5 separate regions of the Homo sapiens genome follow, and regions 1, 2, 3 and 4 are each linked to region 5. Evidence: chromatin loops called from intact Hi-C (ENCODE). Cell type or tissue: endothelial cell of umbilical vein. All regions are shown on one strand.

The links. Hi-C counts contacts between places; a loop is a spot of excess contacts. Peaks named below come from ENCODE experiments on the same cell type or tissue, not always from the same donor. Only the 100,000 strongest peaks of a DNase experiment are listed, where the experiment ranks them.
Region 1: it touches region 5 in a loop (2.5-fold over the local background); 1 of 110 quality-filtered maps calls a loop at or near these places.
Region 2: a loop joins it to region 5, with 11 times the contacts of the local background. A loop is called at or near these places in 1 of 110 quality-filtered maps.
Region 3: a loop joins it to region 5, with 2.6 times the contacts of the local background. A loop is called at or near these places in 1 of 110 quality-filtered maps.
Region 4: a loop joins it to region 5, with 4 times the contacts of the local background. A loop is called at or near these places in 1 of 110 quality-filtered maps.

The regions. Positions count from the first base shown.
Region 1 is chr13:71,787,540-71,792,539 of GRCh38, reverse strand. All of the region lies in intron 1 of DACH1 (dachshund family transcription factor 1), which reads left to right. Among named protein-coding and RNA genes, the nearest start is that of DACH1, 77 kb to the left of the region's middle. In endothelial cell of umbilical vein, no CTCF peak of the experiment used is centred here; a DNase peak (open chromatin) is centred at 2,429; H3K27ac peaks cover 652 bases.
Region 2 is chr13:71,318,202-71,323,201 of GRCh38, reverse strand. No RefSeq gene overlaps it. Among named protein-coding and RNA genes, the nearest start is that of LINC00348, 310 kb to the right of the region's middle. In endothelial cell of umbilical vein, a CTCF peak has its summit at 2,560 (motif pointing left); no DNase peak of the experiment used is centred here.
Region 3 is chr13:71,496,878-71,501,877 of GRCh38, reverse strand. The region is part of intron 6 of DACH1 (dachshund family transcription factor 1); the gene reads left to right. Among named protein-coding and RNA genes, the nearest start is that of DACH1, 370 kb to the left of the region's middle. In endothelial cell of umbilical vein, no CTCF peak of the experiment used is centred here; DNase peaks (open chromatin) are centred at 1,697 and 2,457.
Region 4 is chr13:71,239,138-71,244,137 of GRCh38, reverse strand. No RefSeq gene overlaps it. Among named protein-coding and RNA genes, the nearest start is that of LINC00348, 230 kb to the right of the region's middle. In endothelial cell of umbilical vein, a CTCF peak has its summit at 3,035 (motif pointing left); a DNase peak (open chromatin) is centred at 3,007.
Region 5 is chr13:71,623,002-71,628,001 of GRCh38, reverse strand. The region is part of intron 3 of DACH1 (dachshund family transcription factor 1); the gene reads left to right. Among named protein-coding and RNA genes, the nearest start is that of DACH1, 240 kb to the left of the region's middle. In endothelial cell of umbilical vein, no CTCF peak of the experiment used is centred here; DNase peaks (open chromatin) are centred at 2,111, 2,641 and 3,171; H3K27ac peaks cover 3,546 bases.

The sequences.
Region 1 (5,000 bases), 160 kb before region 5:
CCCTGTATTGTATAAAATTATTTTCAGAATTTATTGTCTATTATCAAAACTAAAAGTATCCTTTGACTTTGAGGAAAATAGGAACCGTTAGCCACCATCTTCAGAATAATGTAAAGGCTGATTGATAATCATCCATCTTGTTTTTTTCCTGCTGTCTGGATTCCAGGGGTGTGTGTGTGTGTGTGTGTGTGTGTGTGTGTACAAAACACTTATTTTAGAACTCACATTTCCTTTAAATACACAATTTGTTCTGCTTTAAATTATACTTAATTATTTATTTCTATCTACATCACATTTTGCAAACTAGAGTTGAGCTTAATATGTCATTTATTCAGAGAAATTTACTGGGCGGAAAAGTTAGAGTAAAATGCATTGGGTTGGGTTATATATGAAATGTTAACAAGTATTAAAGTGGTCTCAATACCACAATCCGGTAAGGAAGCAAGATCTACAGGATAAGAAGCTAAGAAGAAAAGTAATTAAAAGGAAGCGACACAAGAGGAAATGCAAAGACATACATCATCATGTACCAAATGAGTGATACAGTTAGAGTGTCCCTCCATGGAAAAGAGGGTGAGCTTTCCGTGGGTTGCTGAGGTGGCTTTGGTGGAGAGGTTGCTAGCTAGAGCTAGACTTTAATAATACCAACCTAGACTTGATTGACCAGCAAATATGTGAAATGAGCAAACTATATTGGAGCTATCTGCTTCTTTATATACTTAAACAAGTTGTAGTTGGGCAGTCATCAAAATATACTAGTTTTGATGAAACTTTATTGCCCATCAAAATATTATAATCCCATTTAACTGTGAATTCACTTGGAAGGTTAGTACTTTTAAGAATAGTTCCACACTCAGGCCAGGAGCGGTGGCTCATGCCTATAATCCCAGCACTTTGGGAGGCCAAGGCGGGTGGATCACCCGAGGTCAGAAGTTGGAGACCACTCTGGCCAACATGGTGAAACCCCATGTCTACTAAAAATACACAAAAAATTAGCTGGGCATGGTGGTATGTGCCTGTAAGCCCAGCTACTTGGGAAGCTGAGACAGGAGAATCACTTGAACCCTGGAGGTGGAGGTTGCAGTGAGCCAAGATAGCGCCACTGCACTCCCGCCTGCCACTTGGGGGACAGAGTGAGACTTCATCTCAAAAAAATAAACCAAACCAAACAAACAAACAAAGAATAGCTCCACCCTCTTATTTTAAAAATAAATTATCAAGAAAATAATCTGCATTAGCCTCAGAAGATAATATTTCTTCATTTAGTGTAAATCATTGTTTGACGTCCGAAAGAGCAAATGGGTTATATTAGCACAGCTGGTTGCACATGGCACACTTTTAGGTGTAAGTAAAGAGAGTTAGTCCTAAAGAATCTAGATTTGACTAAAGGAAGATCACTGTAATATGCTTCTGATAATTTTGGCCCATTGTACATTAATACACAGAAATGCTATCTTGGGAAGTATCTAAAAATCGTTGTCATGTCAGGGTTTCAGTCAGCTGTTTCGTTACTGGATATTTCTTGAAAAATAGTGGATCATTTGAAGACCTAATAATTTGAGTTTTGTTTGGCAGATTTAATGTTCATATGTTGTTGATGTGATCATTTAGCCTATACTTCAATTACCGGGGGGCTCTATGAACTGTTTTGTAAATTTTGAGGTAGTTGCTTTGATGCAGCTGTAGAATAAAACAAGAACACCTAACTAAATAGCCTTTCATCTTTCCTTCAAAGCAAGAAATAAAAATAATCATTGCAAAGTAATGCTTTTTTGTGTTTCTTAGATTTTGACTTTCCTGATCACCTGGAAGTTACTAACATTAGTTTGTCTTGCAAAGCCAACATTTGTAGAACCTCTTCTATGTAAGAGAGATTGAACTAAATGAAATGCATTTTTCAAGTAAACTTTTTGGTAGCTCTCATTATACTACTTTGGTTCTCATAATATTTAACTCTAGATTTTTGCTTTTATCTTTGTATATCACATAATTTTAGAAGGCCTTTTTAAACTACAGCATCTTAACCACCAAATATTTATTAAACCTCCACATCCCTGCATTATGCCAAAGGCCAAAACGTGAAACTCTAAGTCAAGTCATCAAAAGAGTCATGTTGACTTCTCGTTTTTCTTAAGCGTCAACATTATAATTCTTGACCCTAAGGAGACATTTTAGAATTGGTTCCTGGGTTTTAGTGGGACTTCTAGAGATGCTTCAGTTAAAAACTATCATGCATTAAGCAAATCCATGCTGTGAAATCACTAAAAGGTATATATAGGTTCGACTAAAGCATTCGTTTGTTTTTCTTTTGCACTGTAAGAAAAAAAAAGTCTGTTTCAAATCCTATTTGTCCCTTATCTCTGTTTGTTCAGTTGTTTTTAATATCACATACTGAAAGAATTTCAATAGCAGTTTCACCATGAAGTCATTTGTTATCCTTCAGCAGGCTTTTGCCTACTGAATTGTAAAGCAGTTCTGACTATTTGCATCCTCCAGATGGAGCGGCATATAAACACTCCCAGATATTTCTGGTAAGTATGAAAAAATATCTTATTTGTCCTTTCTGTGAATAAATAAGAGAATGTCAAATTTTATAGACTAATAAATTTGTATGCCGGCACTGACATTGAATCTCTTGTGGCCTGCATTGTCACAGACCCTGAGAAACACATTTTTTGTTGTTGTTGTTACAGATGAATACTAAGTCAAATAGAAGCTCAATAAAAGGCACGGTTTGATTGCATTGTTTATGTCTGTCCAATATTCTAATTCAGTTGCAATATGCCATGAGGAAATGCAATTTACATGTTTCCCAGGTTTATTGCACAACAATCACTCACTCATATATACTTCTATCTGTCAGAGAAAACCCCACTAATGGGTTAAAATGCCCTTTAGCGTGTAGTGTGCAACAGCTGCCTTCCCAGTAGATTTAATGTTAATATTTATAATGTACTCTTACAGATATAGAAAAAGGTGATAGTGAAAGGCAACATAAATACCTAAATTTTTTAAATCTAAAACTTTTGATATGTTTATTATATATATAGACTTATATGCACATATGATAAACTCAGAAATAATACTTTTTATGGGATAAATCAGATCCCATCAGTTCAAGCAAATCTTTATGCACTTTTCCAACTTAAGATTAAATTTATTTCTTATTTTAAATTGATATGCATAACATAGGGTGTCTAATCTTCATATTCAGTTAAATAATGAAGCTCTGCAATATCAGCTGTGATTGACAGTTTAATACTGCTTTTACACTTGCCAGTTTTCATATTAAATCTTCTAGTTTCTTCCTAAATTAAATGCACTGTGATCTAAACAGAGTAAAATCATACATTTTACAAAGTAAACAGAATTAAATAACTTTTGAGTTAAATGTGTATAGTAAGCACTGAGAATTTGACTTGGCTTACTTTATCCATGTGAGATAAAGGAATCTTGTGAACTGAATACAGACTGATTATTTTCCAGTCTGGTTTTTTTGGAGAAGGAATTTTAATAAGTAATACATAATATTTATTTTCTTTCATTGTTACAATTAAAACAGAACTTGGTATCATATTTGTCAACACTGATTTGATTTCTGGAGAATAAATTTTTCTAAGTGCATTTTAGTTGAATGAAAGTATATCTGAGATATAAACATTTAGAATCAATTGTAATAATGCTTCAGAATGGAGGTTTATAAGAGTTTGGAAGCACAAATTCTATTTAAGTTATTACAACAGCATATTTGTATGCATTTTTTCCAATTATGAGCTGTGAAAAAAGGTTGAAGTTCAACTTGGGTACATTATTTTCATTATGATACATTAGCCACACATGTCTGCCCAAATGTCCTTGATCTCTCCAAAAGTAACCATAAGAAATTAAAAGTAACAATGTATTTTACATTTTATGAACTAATATAGCGGTAGAAGAAGGTGTGTGTGTGGGGGGGTATGTGTGATGTGTGTGTGTGCAGTAAACTACCCTATAGCAGACAGGACAAATATATTTCTTCACATTTGATTCTAAATTTGGAAGTTATCACAATATTAAATTATTTGATTCGTTATATGTTAGTATAAACATATAGGTATATATATGGACATACACAGAAATGTATATGCATATTTGTGTATATAAACACAGATACTCACACATATAAAAGCCACAGGTTTGGCCCAGAAACTGGCTATAAGAGTCTTTATAGACTAACTGAATGTATGAATTGGAAAGAACATTAGAGTGTCTCTAATCCCACCTCTTTGTTTCATAGATTGATCCCCAGGAAAGTTAAAATGGTAAAGTTGAACCAGATCTCACATCTAGGGATTCTAAGACCTGACGTCTGTCTTCCACATTGCCTATTTGATTCTGGCATTTATTGTATCTGTGAATTGTTTTGGAAATTTCTAGTGGCCTAATATCTCAGCAGTTACTACAAAAACCCACCCACACATACACATACACACATAGTGTGTTTATATATTCACATATACTATACAAACTGTATAAATATCAGTTAAACTGTCACTAAATTCTATACACTACTATATCACTGTATTTTTAAAAATAGTTCCAAAGAAAGTGCTATTTGAGCTCCTTTCAGTTATTAAGTCTCCTAAACATTTATCTTTTGTTTATTGACATGAGCCTCCCAGATTTCCGCTCATTTTGTTCAGCTGTAGTAAATTTGGCATTAAAGGATGATATTCAATCCTTGCTTCCTTTATAGAGTTGCACCAAAGTCAATGAGAATGTTACGCAAAAATAAAGGATAAACTATGGCCCGGGAATACTCATTTAAGACTGTAGCGCAGACCCACAAGACTAAGTTCAGTGCCTAGTAAGGGGTGCGTGCTAAATTTGACATTGCAGAAGAGTTTCCAGCTGTTGGCTTGATATGAAGGAGGAGAGCTGTTTTTATGACTGATTACTGTCCTCGGGAGAAAGAGGCAAGCGAAGCGAGGCTACATCTCTCCAATCCACAGAATGCTGCG
Region 2 (5,000 bases), 300 kb after region 5:
ATATAGTAGGTAATACAGGTGTAAAAACAAATAAATTACCATAAAATATGAAAATCCTTTTAGAATAATAAAGAAATGTGCTGTGGGAGCTCAGAGAACACTTAACTTGTAGGAAAGTTACTGAAGAGGTGCCATTTAGTCTGTGTTTTATGAGAAGTAGGATTCTTTCCCTATTCTAAGCAATAGGAAAAACATTTGCATAAGTCCTGAAACTTGAAAATGTGGGAATATTCATCATATGTTGGAAAGTTCAGTAAGGCAGAAGCCTGAAAACATCATACAGGAAAAGAAGCTGGGTGGAGAGGAGAGTGAGTGTAAGAAGAAATCGTGGCTTTAGGATGCACAATGAATTGGGGGTGTACAATGAATGACTTTGCATGCCAAGAATTTGGATTTTGGTCTGTAGCCAATGGGCAGCCAAGGTGGGTTTTAAAGTACAGAAGTAACAGAGTTATTTTTTTTAAGATAATAATCATGTTGAAGGGGTTAGAGAGGGGCTGCGGTAGACATTGCTGCAATAATTTGAGAGGGTTATGAGAATAAACCTGGGATAAGAGCATGCAGTGACAATAAAAATAGAAGCTAGTTTGAGAGACATTTCTAAAGGAAAATGAAAAAAGGTTTAGTGAGCAATTAAATTTGAATCAGTAAGACAGTGAGTGATATCCCAAGGAAAATCAAAGCTTCCATCTTAGAAGAAAAAATGGATAGTGACCCTCTTAACTAAGATTAAAGATATTAGGTATAGTATGTTTTGAAAATATTAAATTGAATTCAGTTTTTTTTTTTTGTTTTTTTTTTTTTTTTTTTTTTTTTGGTGGGGGTGAGATGGAGTCTCACTCTGTCGCCCAGGCTGGAGTGCAGTGGTGCGATCTCGGCTCACTGCAATCTCCACCTCCCAGGTTCAAGCAATTCTCCTGCCTCAGCTTCCCGAGTAGCTGGGACTACAGGTGCACACCGCCATGCCTGGCTAATTTTTTTGTATTGTAGTCGAGATGGGGTTTCACCATGTTGCCCAGGCTGGTCTCGAACTCCTGAGCTCAGACAATCCTCCCGCCTTGGCCTCCCAAAGTGCTAGGATTACAGGTGTGAGCCACCACGCTGGGCCTGAATTCAGTTTTACACATACCCAAGCTACAGCATTTGTAAGATAGCACTTGTGAGGCATTCACACATGTTTGTTGTTTAACCATTTGTAAGGACAGGTATAGCCTGGTTCTCAGGAGGGAAAGTGCAGGTAGGATAGAGACTTGAGATTCATCTACTTGTAGAATGTAGTTCAAGTCACAGACATTAATAAGATTCTATGTGAAGTACACTGGATTATATGTGCCTCTTCACATACTTTCATTCTTATTTGTTTCTGGGACCCCGGCTACTTGTTTCACCCAAATCACCACTAAAATCATAAGGGCTGCAGGGGCACTGAGCACTCTTATGCAGGCACTGCTCCTCGAGTCCACACCTTGTATCTTTACCCTATTGCTTCAAGACATCCCTTTTGGCACTGTGTGTGAGACAACAGGAGGGATCTGCTTGGCACCCTTGCACACACAGTTAGTACAGGGAACCTAATGCACTGTGAAGGGAAACAGTGATCAGCGAAAGTCAAGAGCCAGCAAATAAATTATTTTCTCTTCTTTCTCCAAATAGACTCCCATTAGTTCACACAGACTTTCAAAACATGGTCCAAACTAATCTACTAACGCATCAAAGGCACATGTGTTAACAATGGCTACCTCCAGCTTTATTACAAATCCATCTTCTTTCTCCTTCTTTATTTCACTTCCCCTTCCCCTCACTGTTATTTCCTTAGAATTCTACTTCATAATAGAAGTAGTAGCGCGTAAAACATTATCTATGGCAGTGCTCTCTGGGAAAACCAGATTGTATGACAATGGGAAAGCTGTAACATACTGAGTGCAAATGGGAGAGAGAAACCACTCAGTACTTTGAAGAGAAAACATTTAATGTAAAGAATTATCAATTATAATAGGAGCATAGAATAATAAAGAGTTGATGAGGAAGAAGTCCAGTGAAATGTAAAATTTCTAGGAATAGGTATAAGGAGTCACTACCCATAGGGCTAAGTTACAACACTCAAGCAGAAGTTCCCCAGGCTGAGATCAAGATCTTGTTAGGGAGGGTACAACCCCGGCTCACTGAATGGCAGAGAAGTCGGCCATCTAGAGTTCTGGGAAAAGCTGTTCACAGGGAGGTGTCTTATTAGAGGTATCCTGCTGCAAAATCACCCTAGAGAGTTGCTAGGGGACATTGCTGACTGATGGATGTTGCTGGCCGCTGTTCACCACAGGAACTGGATACCAAAGAAGTCAGTGCTGTGGGTGCTGGGTGCTGAAGAATCTGCATGGACTGCAGGAGCCTGTTGCCAAAAAACAAACCCCACACCTAGGCCCTGGGCCCTGGGAAAGTTGAGGACACCACAGAAGCTGGACACTGGAGAAGCCAACTTGGTTGCAGGAGCCTTCTCAATAAGCACTGAGCCAGTAAGAAAAACCCTTTTCTTCTGAAATGTCACTCCAGTGCCCTCTACTGACACGGCTTAATATCACACCAATTGGCAAAGAAAAAATATTTAAAAGGCTCAAATCCATTTTCACTGAGCAGACAAAAAAGGGTGAAGGAGCTGAATTTCTGGCACACAAACTAAGACCAACACCTAGTCAGTGTATTACCAATGACTATAAAATAATGTAGCCAGATGGATGATGATATTTAAAAAATGGTGAAGAACAATAAACCAGTGTGAAAGACAGCTGGAAAGAACAGATAACCAGGGAGAGAGGAGTACTAGAAAAGCCGAGAGATCATAGTTTCAAGAAGTAGTATGTGGTTAACAGTTTAATTCCTTTGGAGAGGTGAAGAAAGATGAAGAGCAAAAGAAAAAAAAAAGCCTTTGAATGTTTAAATGTGTAGGCCACCAGTGGTATGAATAAGTGATGTTCCAGTAAATAAGGAAGAAGACAGAATAAGATGGGATAAAGAGTAAGTAAATTTTAAGGAAGCAGAGATATTCAAGAGATTTGGGGACAAATGGAAAATGCAATGGTATGAATAATTCATAGTAGGAAATATTTCTTTTTTATTGTTATTTTATTACTATTGTTGTCATTTGCTAAAGGAAAACAACAAAACTTGACAAACTTGGAGACAGAGAAGAAGGCATAAAGAGATCAAAGTTGGAGGAATGAGAATCTCTTGTAGAGGCAGAGACAAACCTTGGAAGGAGGGATCCCTTTCCTCTGAGAGAATGTTGGAAGAGTAATAATGGTGCAGTACATTAGAACATAGGGATTATGGAAAAAGTTCAAATCTGTAGGGAGACCTGAGGTTTAACTTTTTTTCTTCTCAGTAATGGATGGCTGACCTTAGTATGTTCATACCCTTACTGTGTCTCAATTTTTTTACATGTTAAATTGGTGCTTTGTACTCAACGCTATCTAAGGTCTCCTTGAGAGCTACAATTCCATGGCAATGTTAGGCTCCCTATTTTTTTTCAAGATGGGGTCTTGCTGTGTTGCCCAGGCTGGAGTGCAACGGCTGTTCACAGGTGTGATCCCACTGCAGGCTCTCCATTTTATAGTTAGGAAATAAGAAGCAGAAAGGATAGATATTTATCCAAGCTTATTCAAAAACTGAGTGATACATTTGAGACATGAATACAGGTCTAGAGCAGTGAGACACAGGCAAAGTGCACAAAAATGTTTCTATAAAATCAGCTTTATATGAACCACCTGAATAAGCCAACTCATGAAATGGCAGAGTAGTGCATCACATGTATCTGCAATTCAGAAATGTAACGTCAATGGATTACAGTCCAGCATAATGACAGCCCACTCAGTAAAGCTGTACTTGTGGAGTACAAATCCTGTTCAAATAAAAGCATATTGTAGGATTTATACCAAAAGATAAGCAAAAGGAAAAGGGAGAAGTTATATGTATCCAAGACAACTGTAACCAATCCATAGAAATAATAGTATCTATAATAATTCAGGGGAATTCCAGGGAATTTCCCCTGGAATTCTGCATATGATAGACAAAGATCCTCTAATTGGATCTTCTCCAACTTTATTGCAAATCAGCTGATATCATATAGACCTAAAATGTTTAATTAAGAGAAGATTACCGAGAAACTGTTGCAGATTGGAGAAAAGGATAAATGTCTAAATGCAATGTGGAAGCCTGGCACAGAAAAAGGCATAAATGGAAAAATTGGTGAAATTCATATAAACTCTGTAGATCAGTAATATTGTACCACTGACAATTTTCTAATATCATAAATTGTACCACGTTTATGCAAAATGTTAGTACTATGGGAAGTAAAGTGAGGGAAATAAAAGGACTCAGTACAATTTTATGAATTTCCTACAAGTGTAAAGTAAGTTCAAATTTAAAAGTTTATTTTTAATAAGACCCTATTCTGGTACCTATTCTAGACCTATTAAACCAAAATCACTTGGGGTTAGGCCAGGAATGTGCATATTCAACCTATTTCCGGGTAATTACATTGCACACTAAGGTTCAGGAACAACTTATACGACACAGAATCTCCTGAATGGGTCTCATGCTAATCCTACCTACAAGACGGAAAGAAAGCGTGTAGTTACAGAAATAAGGTCTCAGCAGGAATGGCTACTCCAGCATCAGAGTTTGGTTTTCCACACTGCAGGTAATGTGCAACCCTGCCATGACAGCCAGTTTGTCTGTCTCTCACCTTCTTTTAACTGGTGCCAGATTGTAAAGCAGTCTCTTGCACCTTTGGACTAAAGATTTTACCTTTTCAGAATTTTTTATTCATCTTTTAACTTACATAAAAGCTTGCCTGTAATTTTATATGAAGATGGAATTTACTTTAGAGTGTGATATTGAGACTGAAAAATATACTTCTGAAGGATTTCACTTTACAGCAAGGCTCTACATTGAAAAGAAATGTTGAATTTCTTGAGGTTGGATCCAAATCAATCTCAAGTCTAAGGCTT
Region 3 (5,000 bases), 130 kb after region 5:
AGTAACAGAATTGTTGTAAGGATTAAATGAGCCAGTGCATGCAAAGCATTTAAAACATTGCTTTGCACACATAGGAAGCACTCTCTGTGTGCTAGTTATTTATGGTAATGATGAACATCATCATAGCAATGCCTCTGACTCTGAAGAAAGAATAAGTTATAAGTTAATAGAATCTTTACTGAGTAGTATTCCTTTTCTATTAACTTTTTATTATTGAAAATTTCAAATATACATAAAATTAGAAGAGTACTGAATTCCCATATGCCTACCCATCATTTTGTTTTAACAATGGTCATCTCAAGGCAAATCTTGTCTCATACTTCCACCCAATTTCTTCCCTTCTTCCAGAGATTTTTGAAGCAAATCTCAAACATATGCTCTGTAATCTGTACATATTTTTAATGTTTTTCTTTTTTGTTCTACTTTACGTTCAGTGTATATTTTCTAAAGATGGGTAAATCTTTTCTTAAATCACAAACACATAATCTTTATCACTCCTAAAATCTCTTAACATTTACTAAATATCCCATTAGGCTTCACATTTCACCTGTTTTCATATATGCGTATATGTGATGACTGAAAAACCAAGCACTGCTAACATACTTAAAGAGGTTTATTCTGAGCCAATGTGAGTGTCTGCAGCCTCGTGTTACACAGTCTCAGGAGGTCCTGGGAAAGTGCGCCCGAAGAGATCGAGTTATAGTTTAATTTTATACATTTCAGGGAAACGGGAATTGCCGGGAAAATCATAAATCAATACATGAGAGATATACATTGGTTTGATCTGAAAAGGCAGGACATCTCGAACCAGGGGCTTTTACAGTCATAGGTGGATTTTAGAGACTCTTTGATTGACAATTTCAGTTGAGAGAGTTAAGCTATTGTTTAAAGACTTGAAGTTCGTAGAAATGAATGCTTAAGTTAAGATAAAGGGGTCTGTGGTCCTATGATGCTCTAACAGAGTCAGATTGGAAACTGAGCCACAATATTCAGGCTTAATTTAAAAAAAAACCACTTTTTAAGTAGATTCTATGATTTGTAGGGCATGACTCCCTAGGCCTCTTAGATAGAAGTTTGAGTGAGAGAAAAAAAAAGGCCAGAGTTCAGTCTATATATGTATATTTGTGGGTGGCCATATTCATGGAATCATTCAAAATATTGTGCTTTCCATGTATTTCGTCTAAATTGACACTTTATCTTTTAATGAGAAAAGAAATGAGAATCTTCAGACTTGGGTTTGAAAAACTTTGGGTCAATCAGTTATTGGGCTTGTTTCATCTGAAAAATGAAGAATGTAGATGAGGTGATTTCCAAAGGCCTCTTACATTTTTTATAATTCCATGATAATTTTAGTCTAAAAGTTACGTGCAAATTAGACTTTGAATATCAGTCCTCAACACCAGAGCTAGTGTGTATTTCAGGGGTATTATTTGAGAATCGTTCTGTTTTATTCACATAGCAATGACACTCATTTTCGGCTTGGAGACTCATAAATGAATTAGAGCTATGCAGAGCTGATAAGAAGAGAACAGGGTATCAAACTATGGCACCCTGTGATGGTGCCTAGCATTTCTCTTCATTTTTGCTTTACTTCTAAAGTCATATTAACTTTGAAAAGGCCTTGGATTTATGAGACAACTCTTCCTCCCTCCCCCCGAAAATTCTCAAAGCACATTTCAGAAACTCATTTTTGGCAGATGTAAATTTAAGTAAATTGGCCAAGGTCACAGCACAATAAGGGCAGAGTTATCAAGGGAATGCAGTTTCCTGCTTTTTCCACCATCCATGAAATTAGAGTAACTCCACCCCTTAAAATAAAAGGGTCTACTTTTTTTTTTCTTTCTGAAATTATAAACCTTGATTTGGAAATTTTTTTTAATCATTAACTCAGACTTTCAAAAGTGGTCATTTAGAGCTGTGGAATGTTTATGGGTGCACTATGCATCTACTATTACTATTACTGAACATCTTACGACCTCTACAATTTGTTTTAAAAGGGAGTGCATTTTTTGTTTGAGCTGAACCATCAGATTTTCTTTTCATGCGGTATGACATGAGGAAGAATCTATCTGTAGGCACAAAACTGGTTCACTTTCTATGGGCAAGCGCAGACTTTAAAGTAGATTATTAAAGTACACAGAAATAGAAAATTAGATCAGAAGTGATGTTTTACTGTGAGGTCTTCTTTGGGCCTTATAAAACGAGAAAGAACTAACCTTGTTCTATTTCTGAGTTCTGAAAAAAAAGCCTCATAGCAGGCATATCACCTTTAATTAGGTTTCTGCTTTTGGGAAGCATTTTACCAGCCCCCTTTCATTTATTTTTAATGATGTTATCACTAACAGGCAAACAGTCCCTTAATAAAACAAAAACAGTTTCTATATAAAGCCTGGTGTACATGTTCTGAGTCAGTCATCTAAAAACAAATGTTATGATTGTTTCCGTTGTGCTCTTAGAACACTTAATGGCCCTACTGTGCAGATATGCAAAACATCAACCTAGGAAATATAACCGTGTCTGTTTTGCAGCTTTCAATAAATGCTTTCCCATATTCACCTGCAGTATCAGCAGTGAGGTTAAACCTACTGGGTCATGGAAATGACAGAAAGGTCAATTAAGTGAATCTTTTCAGCCTAAGCTATGCCAGTTCTTGCATAAACACTGATGACTTATGTCAAGCAGATGTGAATGCAACCCAAAATATTTGAAAGTTAAATCAGTGTGTGTGTGTGTGTGTGTGTCTGCGTGTGTGTGTGTGTGTGTGTGCGCGTGCTCGCATGTGTGTGTGTTTAATGCTTGGTGCCATTCCATTTTTTTCCAAGAAATTTCAAATTGTCAAAGGAACAAAAACCTCTGTACACAGATACCCGAGTTCTCAAGTTTTGTCTCCTCAGATGAGTTTGCTAAGATAATGATGGATTTGCTGTCAAGGCCAAGATTGGAAATATTAATAGATAGCTTGATCTTAGAATTTCTGAATACAGAAATTTTTGAAATACAGATACAGAATAGCCAGAAACTAAAGATTCTTTTTTGAGCATAATAATAGAAAATATGATTTCCCCCTAAAAATACAGTTTCTTCAGGGAATTGGGGTTCCTGATTTTCTTGAGCTGTTATCCTTGCATGGTTTCCTCATACAACCTCTTGACCTCCCTCTAGTTAAGTCTTCCCCAAAATTCAGTGCCCGTTTCTTGCCATGGTGGTTTTTTTTTTTTTTCTTCTTTCCCCTTTCAACTCACATCATCTAAACAGAATCTCTTCTTTTTTCTAAATAAGCACCAGGTGCCATTTGAATCACTCTTTTGGCATATAACCTTATTGAGATTATAAATGCATGCATTTAAAAAATTTTATTCCTAGAGCTTCCTCTTAACTCAAGATAATGTCTGTGAAATTGCCTCGTAATCAATAGAGTGGTTTTCCAATAGAAGGTATTTTTAGTTTTACTATCATGGATGTGGTATAACCCTGGGACAGGCAAAGACTATATCCTTCTCATTTTTGCAGTCTGTATTCCTCCAGCTTTTGCTTTGCCTTATCTCATTCACATATTCTTTCAGTAAATATTAATAAGTACTTACTATATGTTAGGTAGCTGCGACTAGATGATCGATTTCCTCCTCAAAAGAGTGGTCCCCAACTTTCATAAGCATCTCAAAAGAGAACTATTCAAAAGTTAAGACTCACTGATATAGGTGATAGTTGCATATAATAAGCGTGGAATACATATGCATTAAATTAGGCAACACTGTGAGTTTGGTGTATTTTTGTAGCAAACCTCCAACATTCTGCCAAACACAATGATTTCATTCCCATATATTTTTTTTTCTTTTATTCACTCAAACTCAAAATTCAGAGTTCTAATGCTGCTTGAAGTATATCCAAGAAGCCTCTTAAGTGGTTTTATGTTATTCACAGTCTATTTCTGCAAAACCTGTACTGTGTGTGTATGTGTGTGTGTGTCTGTGTATCTGTGTGTGTGTGTGTGTGTGTGTGTGTGTGTGTGTGTGTGTGTCAACACATATTTCCTCTAGGTCCTGCCACCTGAAGAGAAATTGATAAACCAGTTCATATTCTTTGCCCTTTCCCAAATTATTTCTATCAAAGTCAATTTTAACCAAACTAACTCAGGGTTAGTCCATATAAGGAAACTGATGTATACAGTAATAATTCTTTCATCAACATTATACATCTTCATCAAAGCCTTATCAGAGAGACATAATATAGAAACTACAGACTTAGAGCAGGGGCGCAGTGGCTCACGCCTGTAATCCCAGCACTTTGGGAGGCCGAGGCAGGCGGATCACCCAAGGTGGGGAGTTCGAGACCAGCATGACCAACATGGAGAAACCCCGTCTCTACCAACAAATACAAAATTAGCCCGGTACGGTGGCCCATATCTGTAACCCCAGCTACTCGGGAGGCTGAGGCAGGAGAACCACCTGAACCCAGGATGCAGAGGTTGCCGTGAGCCGAGATTGAGCCATTGTACTCCAGTCTGGGCAATAAGAGCGAAACTCAGTCTCAAAAAAAAAAAGGAAGAAACCACAGGCTTATGGTACAAGAACAGAATTTCCTCCGTGGCACATTGAAGCCAAGTTTCCAAAATGAAATTTATAAAATGTATAATTGATTGGATTATTTGTTAATTATTCATCCATTCATACTTTATATTAATATAGTATTTTATATTTTACAAAGCACTTTCACATGCATAATCTAATTGGATTTAAACTATAATCCTTTGAATTGGTAATCATCGTTTTAATAAATAAATGAAATGAGTCTCAAATAAGAGACAGGTTCTTAGCTCTAAAATTTGCTTGTACTTGGTAGAGCCAGGACTTGAATTCATACTTTCTTAATCAAGCCTGGTTTGCTTTTCATTTTACCATAGCTGTATCATGTCTTGCATTTTGGTGTCAATTTTATAAAAATTTCTGGAGTAACTTTAAATCCAGAATTTGAAGAATGGGCATTAAGTAAAATATAGGAAA
Region 4 (5,000 bases), 380 kb after region 5:
ACAAAAGTAATACGGATTTTAAAATTCACCTCTGAAGAGAGGGCACACAAATATGCTTTTTGTATAAACTGGGTTAACATTTACATTTACAAGTCAATTCTTTCATATAGGTTTTCTATTTCAGCCAGAAATGATAAGCAGAAACCTACAATATGACCTAAACAATATCACCAACATCACACTTTTTGTTTTTCCGTGTAATTTTTATTTTAAGTCAATACACAGAACCTGATATTTTAAAGAGCAGTCTCGGGTTTTTTTCAACTGCTTCAGAATACATTTTTATAGATGAAGATTTGATAGCTTCATGGACTAGTATTACAAACTTGTGAAAAATCACAAGGAAAGCCCGAAAGGTAAAATAACTCTCAGTGACTTAGCTGCACTGGTAGCGAGCAGTAGCTTTTGACCTTGGACCCAGATCATGCTAAAGAACCAGTGGTTGTTAGAAAAAATGAATTAAGGAAATGTATGAAATCTATTTATAGGCAAAAGCACAGATGACCAGGGCCTGAAATACATTGGTCACATTTCTCAGTGTTAATATCTTTGCTGTGGTAAGTTTTTTGTCAGGATGTCAATTCTGCTAATATGATCTCTGTAGAGCCTCATAGCACAGCTGATGAAGAGTTCCTTTAGATGTGTATTTTCTTTCTACTTATCCAAATTATATAATGTAAACTCCAAGCTATCAGGAAAATTAGCTGAAGTAAATAAAACATTACTGTCTGCTAAAATACTTTTTGTATTCTCTTTAGTGTTAAAAATATTTCAATTCATGATAAATATAATATCTTTTGCAGATATTTATGAAAATGCAGACAAGCAAATTCCTTTCATGGTCAGATAGATGATTATAAAAAACAAGACTAAATTCAAACAAATATGGTTGGCTGGATCACAGTTTGAGTGAGGTCATAACCCTGAACAATTTTCTTAGATAATATCATCAGTAATACTTCTAAAATAAGGGCTGAGCATTCTTTACAAAAGGTCACAGTTTATAGGAACAATAACCTACAATAAAACTGTATATATATGACCTTCTTTGTTGGTATAAAAGCAGGATTAGTTCATAATTGGCCCACGAGCTTCGAGAAGGTACAAGGCAGAACATGAAAATGTTGGTGTGCTAGACGTAAGCCTGGATGATTTGAACGGAAGAAGAGGTCCCTGGTAGGGTAATAATAAATATTTGCGTTAGGTCATGAAAAGGGTAAGTGTCCCTTCTCACTTACCCTTTTCTAGTTGATAACTAAATTATTCTCACACTCTTAGTTTAGAAGGACAATTTCTGGAGAAGTAAAATCACACCAATTCCCTGAGATGGATCTGTTTTCTGAATAAATGCTGTTATTGTCTGTTATTCTCTTATTCATTTTTTTCTAAGATTCAGTATTTACTGTTGACTGTCTCCACAATTTTCAATTTAAGCACTGTCTCTCTTCTCCTCTCTCCACACCGCTACCCACCCCCTGTATACGTGTGTGTGTGTTTAATGTGTGTGTGAATGTTTATATTTAAGGCGTTAGTGAAGTGCCCAAGTCCAGAGTCACCAGAGCCACATTTTGCTTTTGTCAGAAGTGGTGTAGGACCTTGAAGAGCATGTTGAAAATGGTGTAGATAGAGAAGCTCCCTGTGTAGATTAATTCAGTGCACAGCTGGGGCTGGGAGGGCAAGCCCATTCTAGGGAATGAAGAATGGCCGATCAGGGGTGGAGCTGCCCGCCTCCCTCTCCACAATGTACTAATCCTCAATTTGGCACTGCTTTAAAAGAAAAGAAATCTAAATTGAGGCCAGCTGATTTCTTACTGAATCAGCCAGCTGGATGTGGAGCCAATTTCCGCAGCTTCCACGCTGTGGTAGCCAGGAAATATTTTAATTGAAAGAACTCTATGTTGACAAATACCAAAGACAACCTATTTATAACTTTTAACCAATATTTATGGAATTCCCTGATTTAATAACATATTCCTTTAAACTCAATTACAAACTAGAGTAATTGTTAGTCTAGAACCAAAGCTAAATGATGTGCAAACAAAATACAGCAAAAGTAAAGAAAAAGGAAAGAAGAACTAGTGAATGACGTACACAAATCAACAGGCATGTGTAATTGAGGTTGATAATATACATATATTCAGCAAAAGTAGTTTCAAGTCACGAGTAGGTGTGATTTTTAAAACACTTATAGTTTAGAAGATTTAATATTATACAATCAGTGAAGGTATCTTTTTAAGCACTTATAGTTTTAACAGCTAGGTATAAATAAGCATATTAGGTAGAGGTTTTTTGTTTTTTGTTTTTTGTTTTTTTGCTAGCCAATCTGAATGATTTCTTATTTCTTCCTCCTTTAAAGTGAAATTAGCTGTGCTTTAAATGACCCTAAAACAAAAACAAAATCCAGTAGAAATTTTCTCTCTTCCTTAACGTCAGTGATTAAAAGTGCTTAATTATATGGATGACATAATGTTATAAACTTTTAAATACATATTCTCCTTTTAAAAAATTGTGATGAAGTTTATTGACCTTGCATCATAATTAAAACTATTCAGTTTTGTAGTTGTTTTCCCATGAGTGATTTTTTAACGTTTGAAAGCAGTGCTTTGTCCTGGTAAGTTATCTCTTCTTTGTATATATTTTTTTTCTTAACTAACTCAACTTTTTACAATGTTTAATATAGTGCATGTAGTGACTTGTTTTTTTTTCTTATAATCAGAGATATTATCATAAAACTACTTTTACTCACCCAAGGAGAAGTGATGAATTAGAGAGTAAGAATGGTTTGCAACATGGTTCATTTCAAATTAAAATGGTAGCAAAGTGTAAAATTGATGATTTATGCACTTCTATTTACCTGTGAATCACATATAAAATCACACGATTACATTGGATTTGGGAAGATATTATTATCAAATTCATCTGCTTTGGAAAAGCTACTGTTGTTTTCTCCATTACTGTTACTGGTGATGGAGAATTATCAAATGTGGTAATGCTGATAGCTGTGGTGTGCTGTAAGGCAGCTCTCCCTAGTGGACACTGCTATACCCATGCTCAGCCTATGTCTCAAAAGTGAAGAATGTCCCCATGAACTTTTTGAGTATAATTATAAATAAATAAATATCAAAGTGTTAGGTATAGTGTATATGCATTTAAAAATATTGTTATCTCAAATGAAAAATTTGTTTTGTGGTAGGGATATTAAAATTCAATGTTTATATATCTCTCAAAATAGAGAAAGTATATTTGGACATCATGACCCTCCAAATTAGTTATTTATTGAAGTAACTAATATAAAGTGACAAGAGAAACATTTTACATTATTGTAGGAGAGATAAGAGGAATATTGACCTTCATGAAATCTGGAGTAAAAACATTAGCAAGTAAAACCCAAGTGTAAATTTAAAAAGAAAATGGTGGAGAACTGTTGGGAATTATTTAATCATAGAAGAATGTGCCTGCCACAGAATTTCATAAGTAATTTTATTGGAGAAAAAGATCCACCTCATTACTCATTATCCATTCTTATGAAATGTTCATCCACATGCACAATGATGCATTTGTAGACTTACACCCTCTTTGAAAAAAAGGCATTTTGCATTTAAATTGCTCTTCCATTTCTAAAGTAGCTGTAAGGAGGAGAGTGTGAGCCTCAAAAGAATAATATGTAATAAAAATAGCTAAAACAACATTGAACATAGTTTGAAACAATGCATTTTGTTTTAATTTATAATAATTAATTTATTAGATTGTTTTATTTTGATTCCATAAAGTTATGGACAATAATTATAGGGGGAACAACCTCTCATATAGTACTCGAGGCAAAGTGATAGATAATGGTCTACTGTCTCTGGGAGTATAGTCAGCAAGAAAAAGGCCCATTAAGCACATAATCTATGTCCATTTATGGATATTCACAACTTCTCATTTAAAAAGTAAGAAAAAAAAAGACAGACATAAAAGCAGAATCACTCCATCCGCAACCTTCAACACCCATCTAATTGTTTTTCATTCCTGAAAACCTTAACCTTTGTTCTGAAAAAGCACGTAGAAAGGAATTACCCAGCTTTGTTTCTATGTCATTGTTAAGGGAAGTGAGATGGTTGTTCTTAGTATTATTTTAGGAAAGTGGGAGCTCCATCAGCCCTTAGGGCTATCAAATAGGGTTCAACCAGCAGAGTATATATATGCTTATTGACTGGTGGACCATTTGACCAAATCTATGAATAAGTAAACACTATGTAAAGAAAGGGGAAATTCCATCTCCCAATCCACCTCTGCCTCTATGTAGGTTTTTTTTTTTTTTTGATCAATTTCAATTAAAGAAGAGATTAGAAGAACAAGATCAGGATTAAAGATGTAACCTCTCATTCAAAGTAACATGGAGGTCTCCAATTAGCATATCATTAAAAAAAAAAACAGGAAACATAGTATTCATATTGTGAAAATGCTCATTATTTAAAATTTGGGGCCAACAAATGTTTACTAAAAAAGAAGATAGAGAGAGAGAGGAAAGGTTGAGGAGGGAGGGGAAAAAATAGAAATATTTTCGGAAGAGGAAACCAGCACTCACTGGCCTGCCGTGGATTAGCCAAGATCTAAACCTTCCACAGATTTCTGAGGTGGTAATTCTCATATGGAGAAATTGAGAAAGGAAACAAAGCAGTTTCCTCATCACTTAGAAAGACTCAGGTGACTGAGGTGTGAGCACTCCTTAAAAAGGGATTTTTTTCCTCTACGTGGGCTAAAAGGGCACATCTGCAAAATAGCTGCATGAAAGTAGAATGTGTTCCGGTGTACACATGAGCAGGAAAAACATAATGCACTAGATAGGCACATTAGAAAAATAATTGTTACTGCTCCTGTGAGAAGACTTCTCCATCCTGTGTTTATGCCAAACTCTCCTTTTCAGAGGGCAGGTTGGCGTTAAAAAAGAATCACTGATGTTACATATGTGTATGAAGTCTTGGGTTTCTCACTTTCTCCTATACTTTACTTTGTAT
Region 5 (5,000 bases):
TGCTTATCAAGTTGTTTGGTCATCAGTAAGGTTGGTAGATTGGGGATTGCTTTTGCTATTATTATTATGATTTCTTCAAATCTGTCCTCCTGGAAATCACCTTCTTCCTTTCTTACCACCATCAACTGCTTCCACCTGCTTTTCCATTGTCTCTGGTAGCTATTACTTGCTAAGCTGCAGGCCTGTGAGGAGATTTCAGGGCAGCTGTTGCATCTTAGAGATTTTGTAGGACATTCAATATTAGCTCATTCTAGGAATACAAAAATAATCACAACACAGGCCCAGGACTCAGGGGCATACAGTCTATGGATGAGATAGGTAGGTAAGCAGGCAGTCATAACAGGATGTGCTGAATCCTCCAGGAGAACCGATTACCATGAAGTGGTTAGGAAGCGGTGCTGAAGCACATGAATTCTAGAAGGAATCCCAAGAATCTCCAAGGCCTATATTTTAGAATACAGACTGCTCTCATGAATCTATCAACTGTTGACTCTTTGAAGTAGTGAAACCCTTCAGAGGGGTGCTACTTAAATGATGTATTGTTGCTACTCAGTCTTGCCCAAATCCGGTGACATTTCTGAAGACAATTCAAGGCTCTTGTTTTCTCCTGCACTCATCTAGCTCATAAGTTCTGTTAAACATTTTAGGCTTTTTTTTTTTTTTTTTGTAAGAGCGTTGTTTTTTTCCTTGATTGTAAATGAATCCTTAAAGCCCCAGATAACAGATTATGTTTTTGCTTTGTTTGGTTTGATTTGCTGGGTAAGACGACAGGAAAAATTTGTATCACACAACCCTTCCCGGTTCATAATAGGAACCTTAGAAATTAGCCAGAAAAAGATGTTTAAAGAAAGCTTTGACAATGGTGAATAATTATTTTATATCCCAATTTTACATGGTAACCTTGAGCTCATATCTTTCCAACAAAATGATCACTTTAGGAGGAAGTGAGCACCTGAGGATAGATCCGAGTGAGGCATCAGCACACTGAGTAAAATATATGGCCATGTCGCCATTCTCCCTCATCCACAATCAATTGGATTCTTTTAGTTTAATATTTACTTGCTAAGATGAGATGCTAGTCTGCATGGTGATAAACAGTCTGCTCTTGGCATCTGAAGGTGACCTGTCAGTTCATATGGACAAATCTCCTGCTTACTGAAATGTACAAAATAAATCATTAAAGCAGGCAGGTGCTCATTCCCAGATTTAAATCACCATAGATTTATGATTTGAATTAATGCTTCATTTGGCCATAGAAATAGATGCTGAGACAGATGATATGCACTGGTTGGGGTTTCCATACTGTAGCCATCCTGATATTGATTACTGAGATGTCTTTGCAATCTCTTGTTTATATCAAGTACTATCTTGTGACAGGTTGGCTGATATGAGCTACATTGCAGATAAGAAGGAAAAATGTCCTGGATTCTTTTTAGTGGCAACACTATCCACAACATACAGGCCAGATAAGTTGCTATTTTTTTTGCTTTAAGGACTGATCTACATAACCAGCTTAAAAAATGCTGCTTGGAAATTGGGACTGGGATAATGCAAAGGCGGAATTTAAAACCGGTGAACCCAAGGTCAATTTGATAGTGTCTATAGCTATGTTTTAATCTGTTTATCCTTTTTTTGGCATTATGCACACTTTTGAGAATACTAAATTAATCACAATCAGTTTAATCTAAATAAAGGAAACTTAATTTTACTTCTAGTTTTTAAATAGTATATAAATATTGACATAGTGAGCATCTCTTAATCGTTTCTATGTTATTTAAATACTTGCTAAACCTAGTATCTTACTCCCTTCCTTAATGACAACAAAGGAAGTAACTCTTTAAAGATAAATACATTAAATATTATTCCCAAGTGCAACATTTTGTGGAGTATAATTTACCAAGAGGCAGGAAAAGACTGCATTTTTACTTCTCTTAACATTTTATTTAAGGAAAACACTATGTATACAGTTTAAAAAATACTTGGAGGATTTAAGAGGGACCTTTGCCACTAGCTAATATCTGACTCATAGAACTGGTAAACAGCTATCAACAATAGTAGATTGCTTGCTTAGTAGGAAATGAGTTCATATCTATTCAAAATGTAATCTCAAAACAGATGTCCCAAGAAAATCTCATTGTTTAAACCATAGTCATAACCTTCTAACTGCTGTAATTTCTTTAAGGAAGGGAAGTACTTGTAAGACTTTAGTATTTTCTCTTTCTGAACATTGTGGAACATAGGCAAGGGTACACTAATGCCCTGATCAACAAACCTGAACACATTTCACATGCTCAAAACATATGATTGTTTTTCATTTTCTCAAACTTGTAATCGTTACAAGAATGTAGAAGTTTCAAGTAAGATTAAGGACTTGAGTTTGAGAATAAAGCCGTCACCTTCAAGGGTATTTATCACTCCTTAGTTCTTCTATTCCTCAACCAATAAAACAAAACAAATATATGAAGGGAAAAAAAGCCAGGCAGTTAAAGAGATAAAATTATCTTCTTCAGCTCACCCTACTCTTATCTTTCTTTAATTTTAACCATTCCTGCAGAAACAAAATAGTTTATGCTGGAGTCATTTCCTTTCTTCTAACACATGTGTCTATTTGGAAGGAAAAGATTAATTTTATGATTTCAGGAAAAACTCTTGGAGACCTTGAGAAAGCAAATAAAAGGAAACTGAGAACGCAGGCCACCAAGCAGAGCTCTGCAATTGCACATTGGATTCTCTGCCTTGGCAATGTTAATGAACCTCAAATCCTTCCTATAATTAGATGAGGGAATTGCTTATATTTTCAAACAGATGATGCTGCTATAATGAAACGATTGACAGGGAATTTAAGAGTGTCTACAGTAGTCATTTGGTTTCTGTTATAAAAAAAAAGTTTAAAAAGAAGATTGGCTTTAGACATAGGTCCTGAGAGAGGTAGTAATTTACATAGCATGCTATGACAGGTGTCTTTGTATAGTAAGGAAATAAAATGGAAGACTAGAGAAATGATGGGCAGGTATAGCAATTTTTTCAGGGAGGGGGTGTCCTATGCTTATTCTGCTTAGGTTCTTTAAAAGGGGCCGAGACTCAAGAGATGGAGCCGGATTGAGTGCACAGCTGTAACTGCTGATGAGCTAATTGCTCCTTATCTCTCAGCCCCATTCATCTTCATTTTTTACCAATTACTGAGAATTATCTGTGTTCTCAGTTGGATATGAGAGTTAATCCTTTTTGGTTAAGCTGGCAGTACTGTGAGCAGATTCCAAATCGGAGGGTGAAAAAGCCAAAGCAAGCTTGCTCTAAAAATGTCTCCAGTTCAATTACAGTATCACTGATTCACAAGAAATTTGCTATTGTTTAACAGATTAAATGTAGAAAGTTTTTTTGTTTGTTTGTTTGTTTGTTTTGGTAACTAGAATGTTTTTCTGCCTAACAATGATTTTTAAGATCTTTCTTCCTGCCTGGTGAGTAAAACTTAACAATATTAACAGCCAGTCTTGTAAACGTGGAGCATATACAAGACTACCCTAAAAGTCCAGAAAGATTCTGACACATGAAATGAGAAATATTTTAGAACTGATAGCTGTCAATTAATATATAAGTAGTTTAATTAATGAATTTGCTCTCTGTAGCTTCACATGTGGTCAAGAAAGTATGTTCAAATATAAATCTTTTCACAAATGTCCCATTAGTGGATATTTTAATGGAAGACCACATAAGCATCTCTTAAAAGTATAGGAACCACCATGGTTTGTAATTCAATTGATTAAGAATAGGCCATATGGTTAATATCATCCCCTATGCAAAAGATATCTTCATATCCTGAAATTTTTACACAAAATTGCTTACCCCAATAATAAAAGACAAAAAATGTACTAAGCTACTATTCCATCAATTTAAATGCATTTTTAAATATTTACTATTTATGGCAATTTTTCTTCATTATGTATTTTAAACAAGATAGAGAATTACCAGTTTGACAATGATTAGGAATGTTGTTATTAAAACAGTATGTGCACTTCACTTTCAACAGCTTTGAATTAGAGTCTAATGTGAAAATCTAAAGGATAAATGGCTAATTTAATACAAGATTATCAAAACATCATTGTGTAAAATGTGAATATGTTATTGTGTGACCAAGTAAGTCCTTCTAGACACAGCCAAAAACTCAGGTAGGGGAGCAGAGAGCAAAATAAGTCAGAAGATTTAGCTTCCAGTAATAATGTAGTTAATAAATAACTTAACTACTTAGATAAGTCACTTAACTGCTCGTCTTTTTTATTTAATAAATAAGGAATTTTTGCCTAATTTCTCTGTTGGCTCTAAAATTCTTTGATTTTTGAAACCTCAATAAAAGATAAAGGGCAAAAAGATATTTTTGACAGTAATTTTTAAAATAAAAAATCAGAAGTAACCACATGTTCCAAAACAAGGCATCCTTAAGTATACTATAACATCTATTTACATATTATGCAAGCATTATATGATGGATAAGTATTGACAGTATTTATTTTGAATATAAAAAAAGGATGATGCCACTTTTTCTACCTTGGTACTATGTATCCTTTTCATTAGGGTTTGGAAGAGGCTAAATAAGAGTTAACATTGCTATGTTATTGTGGAAAAATTATGAATATTAAAAAATATAGCTTAAATTAGATTATTTTAAAATGTCATATGAGTATATTAATAACTGATCATTTTATGAAGCTCTTTTTCATTATTTTCTAGAAATTGGATAGCATTATTCTGCATTTTCTCTCATAATTTGTTTTTGATCTTTATTGTTCATGTAAAGGAATAGAAACATTAATGATGGCAACAGGTGACTGTGGAAAAATACATTTCTATATTAAAAAAATCATTTTTCACTTTGAAATATTTGAACACATATTCTTAAATCCATTTCTATATGTAATAAAATCATTACAGCATGATTTATAACATGTACTAGTTTCCTATATAAACTATTAAATGTATTTTTGATGCAGATAAGCAGAAGGCAG